2 separate regions of the Homo sapiens genome follow, and region 1 is linked to region 2. Evidence: chromatin contacts called from ENCODE Hi-C or POLR2A ChIA-PET data. All regions are on one chromosome and are shown on one strand. The core of a region is the stretch at or near the end of the contact, and the rest is flanking DNA. Distances in the headings are between cores, read along the strand shown. Region 1 holds the start of CANX (calnexin). Region 2 overlaps RUFY1 (RUN and FYVE domain containing 1).

What was found. A loop is a pair of places that touch in the nucleus more often than their neighbours do. ChIA-PET counts read pairs that join two places held with the same protein, here RNA polymerase II (POLR2A). Pooled maps may share reads with other maps.
Region 1: a loop to region 2 is called in a pooled map, with 2.4 times the contacts of the local background. The contact joins the promoter of CANX here to the enhancer-like site in region 2. A Hi-C loop is called at or near these places in 1 of 168 maps with a recorded cell type or tissue (G401) and 3 of 50 pooled maps. POLR2A ChIA-PET finds 5 or more read pairs at or near these places in 22 of 52 experiments (AG04449, AG04450, CD4-positive, alpha-beta T cell and 18 more).

Annotation. Positions count from the first base shown.
Region 1 is chr5:179,694,830-179,700,221 of GRCh38, forward strand. CANX (calnexin) reads left to right here and starts at 4,138. Exons shown (of 15, transcript NM_001746.4): 1 at 4,138-4,273. RefSeq lists enhancers at 3,243-3,772, 5,333-5,392 and silencers at 3,783-4,192, 4,233-4,522.
Region 2 is chr5:179,604,857-179,610,259 of GRCh38, forward strand. It overlaps RUFY1 (RUN and FYVE domain containing 1), which reads left to right. Exons shown (of 18, transcript NM_025158.5): 16 at 1,020-1,068; 17 at 2,726-2,803; 18 at 4,520-5,156. The coding sequence ends at 4,663. All of the region lies in intron 4 of LOC128966623 (a long non-coding RNA gene), which reads left to right. Among named protein-coding and RNA genes, the nearest start is that of RUFY1-AS1, 3.8 kb to the left of the region's middle. RefSeq lists enhancers at 1,893-2,393, 2,394-2,894, 2,962-3,021. Within about 2 kb of position 2,900, at least 10 of the 41 ENCODE cell types and tissues checked have a DNase peak (open chromatin) inside an H3K27ac peak, as active enhancers do; they include CD4-positive, alpha-beta T cell and OCI-LY7, where a contact is called at or near this core.

The DNA of each region.
Region 1 (5,392 bases), core at 2,888-5,387, 91 kb after region 2:
CTCTGTGTGCCCACTTTCTCCTTCAAGCAAAAGGTAGGCATGAGCAAGGATGAGGGTGGCTTTGAGGGAAGGATGGAGAGACAAGCTATGAGAAGAAGCTGGATACGAAGGATAAATGGATCAACAATTTTGTTTACTCTTTTAAACATACTGCCTATTTTGAAAAAAGTACAAAAGCTAAAGCTAAAATTTATTCCTTTTTTAAGTTTTTATTTCTTTCATTTATTTATTTATTTTTGAGACGGAATCTTGCTCTGTCTCCCAGGCTGGAGTGCAGTGGCGCGATCTCAGCTCACTGCAAGCTCCGCCTCCCGGGTTCACGCCATTCTCCTGCCCCAGCCTCCCCAGCAGCTGGGACTACAGGCACCCGCCCCACACCCGGCTAATTTTTTTGTGTGTGTGGTTTTTTTTAGTAGAGACGGGGTTTCACCGTGTTAGCCAGGATGGTCTCGATCTCTTGACCTCGTGATCCACCCGCCTCGGCTTCCCAAAGTGCTAGGATTACAGGCGTGAGTTTGAGGCGGAGTTTCACTCTTGTTGCCCAGGCTGGAGTGCAATGGCGCAATCTCAGCTCACCGCATCCTCTGCTTCCTGGGTTCAAGCGATTCTCTTGCCTCAGCCTCCCGAGTAGCTGGGATTACAGGCATTAGCCACCATGCCCGGCTAATTTTGTATTTTTAGTAGAGACAGGGCTTCTCCATGTTGGTCAGGTTGGTCTCGAACTCCTGACCTCAGGTGATCCACCCGCCTTGGCCTCCCAAAGTGCTGGGATTACAGGCGTGAGCCACTGTGCCTGGCCTATTTTTATTTATTTATTTATTTTTATTTTTATTTTTTTTGAGACGGAGTCTCGTTTTGTCGCCCAGGCTGGAGTGCTGTGGCGCAATCTCCGCTCACTGCAAGCTCCGCCTTCCGGGTTCACACCATTCTCCTGCCTCAGCCTCCCGAGTAGCTGGGACTACAGGCGCCCGCCACTGCGCCCGGCTAATTTTTTGTATTTTTAGTAGAGATGGGGTTTCACCGTGGTCTCGATCTCCTGACCTCATGATCCACCCGCCTCGGCCTCCCAAAGTGCTGGGATTACAGGCGTGAGCCACTGTGCCTGGCCTATTTTTATTTTTTTAGACAGGGTGTTACTCTGGTACAGTGGCCCAATCTTGGCTCACTGCAGCCTTGACCTCTTGGCCTTAGACAATCCTCCCACCTCGGCCTCCTGAGTAGCTGAGACTACAGGCTCAAGCCACTATGCCAAGCTAATTTTTGTATATTTTGTAGAGATGGGGTCTTGTCATGTTGCCCAGGCTGGTCTTGAATCCTGGGTTCAAGTGATCCACCCACCTTCGCCTCCCAAAGTGCTGAATTAGAGGCATGAGCTACCTCACCCGGCCTGATTCTTTGTTGAAAAAATCATATGCATGTTTAAAGAAAGTGTCATTTCTTTTTTTTTTTTTTTTTTTTTTTTTGGAGACAGAGTCTGGCTCTGTCACCCAAGCTAGAGTGCAGTGGCACAATCTTGGCTCACTGCAACCTCTGCCTCCCGGGTTCAAGCGATTGTCCTGCCTCAGCCACCCGAGTATCTGGGACTATAGGTGTGCACCAGTATGCCCGGCTAATTTTTGTATTTTTAGTAGAGATAGGGTTTCACCATGTTGGCCATACTGGTCTTGAACTCCTGACCTCAGGTAATCCGCCCGCCTCAGCCTCCCAAAGTGCTGGCATTACAGGCGTGAGCCACTGTGCCTGGCCAAGAAAGTATTTCTGCTTCTAGAGTTTCAGGCCCCCTCTCCAGCATTAACCTTTCCTAGCAGTTTCTCGTGTTTCTTTCTAGTAAGCTTGTTTGGCCAAGCTTACATGTATGAGAATACATCTCCCTTTTCAGTATGAAAGGAAACACACCTTTCTCTGTGCTTTTTCACATGACACTAAATCTTGACTGTTGCTCCATGTCAGAATGTAAACAGGCTGTAAACCTCTTGTTACTGCACTTCCTTTTATTGGTTTTCACAGATGCTGTGTTTTTACAAATTGAATGTGGCAACCCTGCATCAAGTAAGTCTATAAGCACCATTTTTCCAACAGCACGTACTCACTTCTGGTCTCTGTCACATTTTGGGAATTCGTATAATATGTTTTCATTATTATATCTGTCATGGTGATCCAGGTTGATGTTACTATTGTAATTGCTTTGGACTGCACAAACGATGCCCATGTAAAACATCTGTTTGTTTTTATTATTTATTTATTTAGAGACGGGTTCTCACTCTGTTGCCCAGGCTGGATGAAATGCAGTGGCCTGATCTTAGCTCACTGCAGCCTCCTCAATCAGGAGTCAAGGATACTCCTGCCTCAGTCTTCCTAGTATCTGGGTCTACGGGTGTGCACCATGCCAGGCTAATTTTTTTATTTTTATGTTTGTAGAGACAGGGGTCTCACTATGTTGCCCAGGCTAGTCTTGAACTCCTGGCCTCAAATGATCCACCTGCATCAGCTTCCCAAAGTGCTCAGATCACAGGGAGAGCCACCTCGCCCAGCCAATTCTGACCTCTTTGCCAGTCCATTCTGGATGGAAGCAGTCCCTCCCCTTCAGAATCCCATTGAATTCTCCATAGTACCACAGTCTTTTGGCACTTACCTTTGCAGGAGTAGCTCTTTTGCTCACAAATGTACTTCCTGTAACTACATTTTAAGCTCATTATTTGGATCATGTAGCATCCAGAATTTTATTCTGCTTTGAATAGCTGCTTCCCCAGGTAGACAGGAAACCAAAATTCTCCTACACAAATTTTGGGGCTGAAGTTGGGGCGCCGTGGCTCACGCCTGTAATCCCAGCACTGTGGGAGGCAGAGGCAGGTCGATCACCTGAGGTCAGCCTGGCCAACATGGTGAAACCTGTCTCTACTAAAATACAAAAATTAGCCGGGCGTGGTGGCGGGCGCCTGTAATCCCAGCTACTCGGGAGGCTGAGGGAGAATCGCTTGAACCCGGGAGGCGGAGGTTGTAGTGAGCTAAGATCGCACCACTAGACTCCAGCCTGAGCGACAGAGCAAGACTTCGTCTCAAAAAAATAAAAATAAAAAAAATTTGGGGGTTGAGGGTTGGATGATACTAACTCATGCAAACACCAAACCCTGCCTTTCTTCCCCTTCCCGGTGGCAAGAGGGCTTTTCAGATCAGTGATACATTCGCTGATTCTAGTGTTTTCCACCCTAGTAGTCAAGCCTTTGGGTGTCCAAACAAATAGAGAACAAGAGATCAGGATCTCTAAAGGTCTAGAAAAACCCTGGGCCACTTCCATTTTGTGAGGTTCTCAGCATACTGAAAACTGAAGATGTACTAAGAGTGGGTTACTAAAATGGTGGCGTATCTTAAATCTTTCCATGGCACCATCCTTTCTCTCGTCCTGTCATCCCTGTATCTCTCTGCCCTGACACCTAATCTCACTTCAGGAAACATAAATTGAAAGTTCAAATAACCTCGGATTATATTATTCTGGACTGTGTGTTATGCTGGGCGACGAGGCTGCGCAGGCTCCTGGGCCGAGCCATGACTCTGCAGGAACTGCGGCGCCGGCTCACACAGCGCGGAGCAGTGCACGCCAATCCGGCCAGGCGCTCGCGCTGGGTTCTGCTCACGCCCGTAGGGGCCCGCGTTCGCTGCAACGGGCCCTTCCTGATGGCCGATCGTCGGACTCCTACCCCTTTTGCCGGCTGCCGTTTGCCCCGTCAGCGAAGGGCGCGCGATGCGTCCCAAGTCTCGGCTCCAGGAACCAGACGGGTGAGGGCTACTGGGGGTTGGGTTGGAACGCCCCGAAGGCACCACAGCAACCGACGCGGGAACGCCTGTTAAACCAGCCCCGCCCCGAGACGCGCGCGCCCGGCGGTCTCGATCCAGCGTGGCCCGCCCCTCACCTCCCGCCCAACCAACAGCCACTTCCTGCCTCACTCCCGGCCAATCTTCACACTCCACGAAGAATAGCCGTAGGGGGCGTATGGGACGGTGCGTAGAGCGATGCCCACGCCGGCCAACCGGATGTCGGGGCTTGCGCGGGAGGGCGGGACTTGGCGCCGGCTGTGGCTACTCAGGGGCCAGGGGCGGGCACAGGGCCGGGCTTCGTGCGGTGGGGCTCGCTCGCGCGGCAGCGGTGGCCGAGGCCTCTTGGTTCTGCGGCACGTGACGGTCGGGCCGCCTCCGCCTCTCTCTTTACTGCGGCGCGGGGCAAGGTGTGCGGGCGGGAAGGGGCACGGGCACCCCCGCGGTCCCCGGGAGGCTAGAGGTGAGAGGGGAGACCTGAGCGCGTCCTCGGGCCTGTGAGGACCTCGGGGGGCTGGGAGCGCCTCTGCGGCTGAGGGGTCGGGCGTGGCCGGCGACTGAGGGGTCGGGCTGGCTCTTGAGGGCCCAGGCCCTGGCCGACGCGCCCGCCGTGAGCGAGGAGGCCCGAATCCGGGCGTCTTTGGTTGGGTTGCGGGCCCAGGCCGCGCCGCCGGGGTCGGGAGGCGTGGCAGGTGGCCCGACAGCCTTCTTTGACCTCTGGGAAAGCTGACTTATTCCTATGGCTTTGCTTCTAGGGCTTTCTTAGGCCTCTTTGCCGGCTGCCTGGGCAGCCGCGAGGTGGGCTGGAGTAACTGGGTAAAAGTATAGGGTGGAATCGGGCCTACTAGGTACCCCTAGTAGTAGGGAAGGGTGGTATTAGACCGAGAGGGAATGTTTACAACTAGCGTTACAGTTTAATATTTGAAAATCCAAAGCGGAGACTGGACCCTAGTTCCCTGAAGAGAAAGGGGAATGTACCAGAAGGAGAACACGCAGTGGTTGAGAAACTTAGCAGTTACAGCACCTATTCTGGAGGCGAGTAATCCAGTTGGAGAGGGACAGGGCGTTAAAAGCAGGAAAGCCCCCGAAAGCTCATCTAAGTGCATCTCTTTCCACACCGGAGGCCTGGAGGTATGAAATGACTGGCCCAAGGTCATGCGATTAGTGTACTGATGGTGCTGGGATTATAGTTCAGGGATAGACCGTGCAGTGGTTAACGCTAAGGCCCTGGCTCGAGTCTTTGATTGGTCATTGGTTGCTCTGTGAACTTCGGCAGTTTTCTTACCCTTTGTGCCCCCGTTCTTGTCAAGTAATGGATATAATAATACCCGATGGATTTGTGAGGATTAAATTAAGATATGTATACAATAAGACAGGGAAGTCCGACATTTAGTAACTGCTCGATGATCATTGCGGTACGTTATTATAATCTGAATGCCTTTGGACCAATACACTGCCATCCTAGTGAACTGGTTCAGTCCTGTTTCGCAGGACCTGAGGTCACAGTTATGGTGATAGAAGAAACCGGGCATTGTGTATTACCGCTGGGCATGACACAAGTGATTGCTGGTTGAGGGAAGTT
Region 2 (5,403 bases), core at 1,650-4,149:
GCCTGTCATCCCAGCTACTTGGGAAGCTGAGGCAGGAGAATTGCTTGAGCCCAGGAAGCAGAGGTTGCAGTGAGCCGAGATCACACCACCGCACTCCAGCCTGGCCAATGCAGCAAGACTCCATCTCAAAAAAAAAAAAGAAAAAAAGAAAAAGGCTCAGGCCTATAATCCTAGCACTTTGGGAGGCTGAGGCAGGTGGGTCAATTGAGGTCAGGAGTTCAAGACCAGCCTGGGCAACATGGCAAAACCCCACCTCTAGAAAAAATACAAAAATTAGCCAGGCGTGATGGCATGCACCTGTAGTCGCAGCTACTTGGGAGACTAAAGTGAGAGGATCACTTGAGCCCAGGAGGTCAAGGTTGCAGTGAGCCATGATTGCACCACTGCATTCCAGCCTGGGCAATATAGCAAGATCCTGTCTCAAAAAAAAAAAAAAAAGGATCAGACTGTTTCCCTCAATTGCACAAACTGCTTCATTTTATTTGGTTTAGTTCTGCCAATTTAGACCATGTTCAGTCCTGTCTCTTGTGTAAACAAAGGAATTGTTCTGACACTGAACAAGAATGGAGCAAGAACAAATGGCTATGCCATCTGAGCCTTCCCCCTTCCAGACAGCAGGCAGCAGAATGGAGGCCGGGGAGAAGCCTGCAGACTCAGGTTCCTGCTGGGGAGAGCGGTAGAGACTAGTGCAGAACAGGGCCAGGTCTTGGACTTCTGGCCTCAGGCCATCCTCTCGCCTCAGCCTCCCTCAAAGTCTTTTTGAGCCCCTGCAGGCTAAGCAGTGTGTTCTCGTGCCAGATGCAGTCCCAGGCTCAGCCTCAGCCCTCAGCAGACGGGAGCCAGTGTGATGAGGCAACTCTGGGATTGTACAGAGGCGGAAGGCATTTTAACAACTCACGTTCTGGGTCTCCTCACAAGTCCGGTATCCTCACAAAGCTAGTCCTGAGAGCCAGCTGTGTTAGGGATTCAGAGCCTCACTCTCTCTCACTGCTATGAAATGGCCTTTTTTTTTTCCTTAGGTCCAAGCTGAAGATGGAAGATATAAAAGAAGTGAACCAGGCACTGAAGGTACTGCCTTGCTAAGAACCACTTCTTTGCTGTCAGCTTGTGCTGACTGCCCGTGTGCTCGTACGTTTAAGTATCCCAACAGTCAGGTGAGAGCGTGTGGTTGAGGCAGTGGTGATGACGTATTGACAGAGAAGCCAAACGCTGCTCAGAAACGTGTCCCTCGGCTGAGGGCGATGCTGACAGGTGGCCGAAGCTGAGCCTAGGTCTTCCGACTCCAGTTCCTCCACCATCAGCTGTGCTTTCAAAATAGGCCTGATGGGCATTCCCTAAGGGGGAAGCAGGTGGCGGAGAGGAGGGACCCGCGGATATCTTTAAACAGTGGAAAACAGGCCCTTCTGTTGAAGTGAGGGGCCAGAGGCCAGCCAGCCCCACTGCAGTGCCCTGTGCCATTGCTAGGGACCACTCAAGCCAAGCCCTGAGTTGGGCCAGGTTTCCGCACCCTGGTGGGGAGGGCAGAATGACACATTCCACCGAAAAGCAGGAGTTTGCAGGTGGCCCGGTGTGGGTGCGGGTGCCAGGCTGAGCTGCAGGGCGGAGAGTGTGGGAGAGGAGGCAGACATTCGGGGGCACGGCAGCCTGGCCTTCAAGACAGCCTTGCCTGCAGGAGCACCCCGCTTCGGCCTCAGCTGTGCCGTGGCAGCAATGCAAAAGCAGTCCCTTTGCACACTGTTCCACGTGGTGCAGAGCAGGGACCCTGATGTCTCTGGGCATCTAACTTCCAAGTGCCAGGTCAGGGGCAGCAACTAACAGCAGCCGGGACTTCTAGGTAATATCAGTTTCACAGCATCAGAGGATAGAAATCATAAAACAGGACTCTAGAGCCGCCAGAGCTCTTTGATGTCAGGATGAATGTCCTGGGCACACACTGGCAGCCCCAAGGGTATATGGCTCTAGCTCAGTCTGTGAGGATCTATTTGTCAGCAAGAAAATCTTGTCCAGCAGATGTTAACAGGCCAGAAAAGTACCTCATGCCTTTGACTTCTCTGGAACACCCCAGTCCCTAAGCCCAAATAAATCACAGGTGCTGCTTCGCCCTGAGAAAGCCCTCTGAGGGGCCACCTTTCAAAGCCTCAGCCGCCTCCCCTGTGGAATGGAGTCCATGTGCTCCCCAGGGCTGGTCAAGAATCAGGGCTTTGGCCCGCATGGAGAAGGGCTTCCTCAGGCCTGTGGGACGCAGTGCCCGCTGTCCATCACCTTCTGTCTCTCCACAAGGATCAGCGTCAACAAGTGTCTTAGTCTCACTCAGATTTGGCCCTTCTTCCGCGCCTGCCAGTTCAGCTAGCACTTCGGCCAGTGTCTCAGGCAGGGTCTAGGGTTGCAGGCACCAGAAGCTCGCTCTGCTTACTTCAGCCAAAGGGAACTGATTGAAAGTGGGAGTGTGCCTGAGTGAGCAGATGCTGGAGACCGCCTGGAGGCCCCAGGGCAGCCTGCAGAGGCCAAGAGGTGGAGCACGGAGCTAGGATGCAGAAATCCCGGCTGCGGCCAGACGGGGAAAGAGCCCCTTGATGACAGTCCTGTGAGGCCCCATCTGATGGAGAAACAGTGCCTCACTAGGAAACAGGTGCTATGAGGGACAATGGATGTGGCCAGAACGCAGCTACCCACTCATCAGGGGCTTAGACAGAAAGTGGATTCTAGAATGTCCTTTCCTCTTCAGGGCCACGCCTGGCTGAAAGATGACGAAGCGACACACTGTAGGCAGTGTGAGAAGGAGTTCTCCATTTCCCGGAGAAAGGTACGTGGGGGCTCCACCCACCCTCCCAGTGCCCTGAGTCGTTGCCCGCTGGATTCCCCTTTCTCTGGTTCCAGAAGCCCATATCAGAGCAGGCTCACTGCCCGGTGACTGTGCTGACTGTGGCAGATGGGCAGCCCCGCCTCTCCTGTTTGCCTGTGCAGATGGCTTTCCATCCTGGCACCCTCTTTCTGGGAGGCCTTGGCCAGTCATAGGCCCCTGGTCTCCAGCACATCCTTTCAGTGATTGACAATGATTTTTGGGGAGATGGGGCTCCTTGTGTGCAGAGCTGCTCTAGGGGAGTGTCATTGAAAATTCTCTGTATGCGGCAGGAACAAAATCTGGCCCAACTTAGGCAAAAACAATCTATGGGGAACCTACAGGGCAGCAGGTCACCAAAAATCACTAGTGATCTAGGCAGCGTGCTTGCCCCTGCCCTTTAGGTTCTGGAAACAAGGTCCTAGGCTCACCCTTGGGTCTAGGGTTGACTGGGCCTTATTAACAGTCTCACCAAGACCAGCTGGGTAGGGGAAGAGTTGGGTATAAGCAAAACTGGGAGCTAAAGGAAACACTGCCAGCGCCACCCACCTTTCTGCCACAGCCATGTTCTGTCTGTTCCCATCAACAGCCTAGCTCTGTGGAAGAGAGGAAGCCACAGCTACCCCACCCGCTCCCCAACCCGAGTTTCAGGCAGTGCCTTGCAGTAAGCTCAGAGCTAGAAACCACGTCCTGAGGCTGCCTTTGAGATCACATGTGTCTACAAGGCCTGGCTGTCCCCATCTGTGGAGTCAGAAGCAGAGGCTGCACAGGTGCTCATCTTGATGTCTTATCAGGCACCCAGGGAACCTGTTTAGAAAGGGATCTACTCCACCCCCTTGGAATGCAGCAAAGAGAACGAACCAGACTCTTCCTGTAACATGGACTAGCAGCTCACTGGCTTAGTGATGAAGTACAGCAAAAGTAAACTTTTTGTCTTAAAAACACCCTTAGGCCGGGCACGGTGGCTCATGACTGTAATCCTAGCACTTTGGGAGGCTGAGGTGGGTGGATCACGAGGTCAGAAGTTCAAGACCAGTCTGGCCAAGATGGTGAAACCCCATCATCTCTACTAAAAAAATACAAAAACTAACCGGGCACGGTGGCAGGCACTTGTAATCCCAGCTACTTGGGAGGCTGAGGCAGGAGAATCGCTTGAACCCAGGTGGCAGAGGTTGCAGTGAGCCGAGATTGCGCCACTGCACCCCAGCCTGGGCGACAGAGACTCAAAAAAAAAAAAAAAAGCCGGGCGCGGTGTTTCACGCCTGTAATCCCAACACTTTGGGAGGCCAAGGCGGAGGCAGATCACGAGGTCAGGAGATCGAGACCATCCTGGCTAACATGGTGAAACCCCGTCTCTACTAAAAATACAAAAAATTAGCCAGGTATAGTGGCGGGCACCTGTAGACCCAGCTACTGCCGGAGAATGGCGTGAACCTGGGAGGCAGAGCTTGCAGTGAGCTGAGATCGCGCCACTGCACTGCAGCCCGGGCGACTGAGCAAGACTCTATCTCAAAAAAAAAAAAAAAAAAAGACCCTTGTTTGCACACAGCCCCTCACCACCCCACAGAAACATAAGAACCCATTCCCAGCAAATGATGCGCTTCTGGGTCAGGAAGCAGGGAGGGTGTGCGGATGGCTTTTCCCCGGGTGTCCTGTGACCGCCTTCTTCCCGTCCTGTAGCACCACTGCCGGAACTGTGGCCACATCTTCTGCAACACCTGCTCCAGCAACGAGCTGGCCCTGCCCTCCTACCCCAAGCCGGTGCGAGTGTGCGACAGCTGCCACACCCTGCTCCTGCAGCGCTGCTCCTCCACGGCCTCCTGAACGTCCGTCCTCAGGAGCACAGCCTCACGGACAGTGCCAAACCCTGTGGGTCTCCAGGGGCTTGGGAAATGTGTTCTTTCCCAAGAGTATCAAAGGAAAGAATCAAATTTCTTGCCCGGTCACTGGCACTCCAGAAGACAGCGTGCCGGAACCGGCAGCTCTCACCTTTCTGTGACTTGTTCGGAATTAACTCCTCTGGATGGAAACTTCCATCTTACTTGGTTACATCACGGCTCTGGTTCAGATACAACTTCATGATTTTGCTACTATCATTTTTCACTTTTCAAAGAATTTAACCTATTTTACAGCAGTTCAGTTCTGCTAGTGAGTAGTTTTCCTCTCCTACCTTCCTTCTAAAAACCTGATTCATGCACAGCGTTTGACACACATGGAGTCTGCCAGTGTGCCTTCTCTGCTTCAGACAAGAGATCTGCCATTTCATGCCCTTGTGACTACCTATCATTGGCCCTGCAATAAAATCATTTATTTTTCACTCTGGTGCGTGCAGAAGCTTGTGTCAACTTCCAAAGAGCCCACCGCACCGGAGGAGGCCTCAGAGCGCCCCTCGTGCCCGAGCCCCGTGTGAGTGAGAGGCTGCTGGTGCTGCCCCAGAGCCTGCAGGGCAGCCTGGTGAGCCAAGGGCAGTTTGCAGGGTCAGCCTGCCGTCAACAGGCAGAGGAGGTGACCCCAAGCCTGTCACCAAAGTGCAAGAGTCGTTCACGTACATAGTTGGGAGTTTG